Regions from separate parts of the Homo sapiens genome. Here region 1 is linked to region 2. A link is a loop called in an ENCODE intact Hi-C map of the cell type or tissue named here. Cell type or tissue: heart left ventricle. All regions are shown on one strand.

Evidence for each region. Peaks named below come from ENCODE experiments on the same cell type or tissue, not always from the same donor. Only the 100,000 strongest peaks of a DNase experiment are listed, where the experiment ranks them.
Region 1: a loop joins it to region 2, with 2.3 times the contacts of the local background. A loop is called at or near these places in 3 of 110 quality-filtered maps.

Annotation. Positions count from the first base shown.
Region 1 is chr13:33,232,375-33,234,874 of GRCh38, reverse strand. All of the region lies in intron 1 of STARD13 (StAR related lipid transfer domain containing 13), which reads left to right. Among named protein-coding and RNA genes, the nearest start is that of STARD13-AS, 44 kb to the left of the region's middle. In heart left ventricle, no CTCF peak of the experiment used is centred here; a DNase peak (open chromatin) is centred at 1,184; H3K27ac peaks cover 532 bases.
Region 2 is chr13:33,508,775-33,511,274 of GRCh38, reverse strand. It overlaps a transcript of STARD13 not described here. Among named protein-coding and RNA genes, the nearest start is that of LINC02344, 170 kb to the right of the region's middle. In heart left ventricle, a CTCF peak has its summit at 1,337; no DNase peak of the experiment used is centred here; H3K27ac peaks cover 2,499 bases.

The DNA of each region.
Region 1 (2,500 bases), 280 kb after region 2:
ATCAGAGAAGGAATAAAGATATCAGAAGGAGTTGTATGCCATCATTGTTATGAATAGTTTACAAAGCAATTTTTTACAACCTTCTAAAGTCATAACTAATTAAACCTGGCAATCCCAGTGAGCCAGGTAACAATTATTTTCCATGCTTTACACACAGGAAACTGATATATAAGATTAGGTGACTTGCCTCAGGCCAAAGAGAGGTAGATTTGTTGGAGGCAGAATGCTAAAATCACAGTATTTTTGCTTTCATCAAAAAAAGTTATAAGAAACTAGACTAACATTTCATAACATTAAAAAAGTCCCTCAAACTTCATAGTTAATTTTCACGAAAATCATGTAAGGTGGATGAACATTGAGTAGCACCATTTTACTAATGAGAACTCCATGGCCAGTTGCGGCCTTGTGCAAGGGGAATGTCAGTGAAGCATTTGAGAGAGCCCATGAGTGGAAGAGAGCAGATGGCATGATGAGTGTGAAGACACAGAGTTACAGGAAGAGGAAGGCTGGTTCTTACCTTTGAAAATAGCTGGGACTCTGTTCCTGTATCCTCAGGAGCATTTTCTCAAAAGAACAAAATTCAAAGTCACTTGAGGACAAAGGGGCAGAAAACTCAGCTTATGACCAGAAAAGCGGGTACCAGTCAGTAGTTCTCCATCTCGAGGGGTAGATGTTCTGCATCTGTTTGATGAAATCATTACTTCACTGGGGGCTGGAACCAAGAGGTTCAAGAGGGTCTATTCAGACACAGCCAGTCTGGCATATTTTTCTATTTGTACGTATGCTATAAGCCACATATGTACACAGATATGATCATACATATCTTTGGCTCATCCACAGTGCCTGGGACAGTGAGGGCCTGGTGCATTTGATGCAGGATTTTTCTTGGCCCCTTCAACAGACTCATAGAAGGGGCACCCCACCTATTCGGTCTGCCATGCTCAACCCCTTGCAGGAGGGAGCACGTGAGCAAGCAAGTGCAAGATCCGGCTGGCTGCTCCGGCTGCTGACACAGGAGCAACTTCTGTGCAGGGCCTGCATCCAGACCAGGTGTGTCACCTTGAGGGGAATGCAGCAACACCCAGGTAAGGATGACTGCAACCCTAAGCCCCAGAGGGGGTGTTACAGTGCTCCTTTAGTTCTGCCATCTGCAGACTTGTATTAACAGCTCAGTTGGCCCCTTGCCTCATCGTGTGGGGTGGCTGCTCTGCCAACAAGGGCAAAGGGCTGGTGTTACAGCCTTTCTGAGTACCTGCACTTGATGGGTCCTGAGCTCTTGTCCAGCATCCAAGACAAAGGAGATCATGTGAACAACTGAAGGATGGTGAAGGCAGAGAATTTTTATTAAGGGCTGAAAATGGCTCTGGGTGGAGAGGAGAACTGGAGAAGGGACAGGAAGGGCAGGTCGTCTTCCCTGAAGTCAGGTTGTCCCTCTCCCTGCAGTCAGGCTGTCGTCTCCTCTAATGACTGAGTCTGGGGTCTTTATAAGCACAGGATGGGGAGTGCATACTGATTGGTTTGTGAGTATGCAAAAAAGGTTAAAGCGAAGATACCACTCAAAGGTGGGCCTGACAGTGTAGAAAACCAATTAGGAAAGGGTAGGTATATGTAAAATAGATGAAGGGTGGGGATCCATCAGAGGAAAGCACACCAAACAGGAAGACAAGCTCTCAGTCCAATCCGAGGATTTAACTTGTAGCTTGACTTTCAGGCTTTAAACTCTCTTTGGCTTGGAGTTGGGGTTTCACCCAGTACCTGCCCCTATCTGCTGAGGCATTTGGCTGCCTCCTGTCGCTATCACATTGAGCAGTGCTTGATATGTTACTGAAGTGCCAGGGGTTTGGTCTAGGTCTTGCTGTTCTCAGCACAGAATGTCAATCACTGAGACAACAAGTATTGCCAGAGAAGAAGGCTTTAATCAGGTGTTGCAGCCAAGGAGAATGGGAGATTTAGTCTCAAATCCATCTCAGTAATGGACTAAAATTGGGAGGTTTATACAGGAAAACAGGGAATTAGGGAGGAACAAGGAAGCAATCATGATGAATGAGGGGTCTTGTATCTCATTGTCTGGATGTAGTGATTGAGTGAGTTTCATTCCCTTGAGTGAGGGTTGATTTCCTGAGGAAGGCACTCAGAATAGACAAGTGTAAGTTTCTAGTTTTAATTCAGAGGGTCAATTTCTATGTTTATTCAAAAACATTCAAATATCATTTCTATGGGACAATTGGGCTGGTTTCAGATACACGTCGTCAAAGTTTTTGGAGCATGACTGCAAGATTCTGGAGGAGAAGAGAAGAGATGAGAGATTATAAATTGAGTGATTGTGTTTTCACCTGTCCTGGGATATATAAGATTTAATACACTAACCAGTGATCTAGATGACTAAACAGAGTACAGTATCCCTCTGTATCTGAGGGTTCTTCCCCACTTGTGAGTCAACAAATCCCAGATAAAAATATTTGAAAAAAAATTAAAAATAAAAGAATAACCGTACAACAAT
Region 2 (2,500 bases):
GTGGTGTGATCTTGGCTCACTGCAACCTCCACCCCCCAGGTTCAAGCAATTCTCCTGCCTCAGCCTCCCGAGTAGCTGGGATTACAGGCACACTCCACCATACCTGGCTAATTTTTTGTATTTTGAGTAGAGAAGGAGTTTTGCCATGTTGGCCAGGCTAGCCTCCAACTCTTGGCTAGTCAAGTCATCCGCCCACCTCAGCCTCCCAAAGTGCTGGGATTACAGGCATGAGCCACTGCATCTGGCCAACATCAGCTTTTAAACAGAAAAAAAAAATTTAGGTGTCAGCTCAATTATTTCTCTTTGAAAGAATTTAAATGAAATAGAAATTATTTTAATTAGCTGTTAGGATTATTTGGCTTGTGAACTCAATTTCAATTATTTGGCTTGTGAACTCAGTACACAAAAATGTATTTATTGACTCAAATAATTTGGAAAACCAGGGCTTATCAGTCCAGCTTTAGATATGACTAGATTTAGAAGTTCAAAATAATTTTCTCTGCTTACTAAACTTGAAGTTGGCTGCATTATTGGGCAGGCTCTCCCCACAATGTGGCAAAAATGACCAGCAGCAGTTCCTAGTTTATGTTGTACTGGCAGCTGGAATTTCTAGTAAAAATAAAAATAAAAAGTCAATTTTTCAATAGCTCCAACAGAAGACCCAGGGAGAGCTTTTATTGTCCTGGCTTTGGTCATGTGATCATCCCTGGATGTAATCACCATGAATGAAGAAATCCAGTACTTTATTGGCCAGGTTTCCATGATAGCAGCCCTAGAGCCAGGAGTTCTAGAGCCCCACCTAAAGAACTTGGACTCAGAATGGGAAAAAGCTCCTAAAGAGCTGAACAAAGCACAGGTTAACTATGTCTCTCATTATCTTTCCATCCCTTGGCTGCCCAGTATCCATATGAGCCTTCTTTCTATTTATAAAATTCTCAAAGTGGCCCTTGCAAATATACCTCTACCAGAAAAAATTCCCTACCTTCACTCTAAAGGGAGACTATGCTTAGGCTCATCCAGTTACTGCTTTCAACTTCAATTCCAGAATCTCTAAGTTATGACATTTTTTTGGTTGGGTCTAAATGTAGCTCATCGTGGCTTGGCAACCTCTGGCTAAAAGATAAATTTAGCACTGCCACTTCACATTGGTAGAGAGAAAATGCCATCACTGCAATAAAACTTCCATTTGGAAAAGGCGAGAAGGGCAACCACTGAAGATTGATCTCAAGTCCATCACAATGATCTCATGCTGCTGGGCAAAGAGAGCAAGGACTCTCTGACCTGGCAGTGGAGGGAGTTCTTTGTTCAGGAATCTGGCTGGCCCTTCACTGCTTTCTGGGAGGAACTCCCTTTCCTATTGTCCTGCACAGCTATGCGTCAGATGGACACCAGGAAGTTCCTGTTCTAACAGCTAGAACATTTTAGTTCCTCCTTCCTGTGGGTGTGGGTTTGGGCACTGAAAATTCGCCCTACGAGTTAGGCATTCTCTGGGCTGTTTGCTGAGCCTTGGCATTTCACTGGCAATGCCACAGCCTCTCCTGACAGATCTGTTGGCTGTTGCTCTGTTAATTTCTTGGATACTCCCTACAGTGGTAACAAAGCCAGAGCTTTTGTGGAGTCATGGCCCATCAGCCTGGTTCCAAACCTCACTGATTCTCCCTCTTAGCAATCAGCCTTTATGCTCTACCCCTCTCCCTAGCCATTTGGGCCTCACACTTGGAGGCAATGGGCTGAAATCACACAGATCCTCACCCCTCAGTGGTGGAATTCCTAGGGATGGCTTTTGGAGTAGAATTGTACCTGCTCTCTTTGAATGTACAGCAGCAAGTGTTTGGAACCCAGATCCCTGGTTGACCAGGATCCCAATCTCTTTTCCCGTTATGTTTCCTGCTTGTACTAAATTTAGCATGGGGCAGAGATTTACACATCCTAAAGGCCAATGGTTATCTGCTGTTGGCCATTTTGGAGTGCCTGGAGCAGGCAGAAAGGATGACTCTTAGGAAGGACCAAATCCCTTTTCCTCTTTCCTTCTGCAACTGCCAGATGAGGCTGAAGGTCGTTCCTTTCCTATATGGTCTTACTGAAGGCCAAAAGAAGTAGCCAACAACCTCCAAAATTCTGGCATCTTTTTCCTGATTCCATAAAACTTGATATTTACAGTCAAGTCATGCATTGCATAATGATGTTTTAGTCAACAACAGAGTGCATCTATGGTGGTGATCCCATAAGATTATAATAACATATTTTTACAGTACCTTTTCTATGTTTTCTATGTTTTCTATGTTAGATATGTTTACATACACAAATACTTAACCATTGTGTTACAGGTGCCTACAGTATTCAGTAAAATAGCATGCTGTACAGGTTAGTAGCCTAGGAGCAATAGGCTATATCATATAGCTTAGGTGTGTGATAGGCTATACCATCTAGGTTTGTATAAGTAAACTCTAGAATGTCCCCACAATGACAAAATTGCCTAATGATGCATTACTCGGAATTT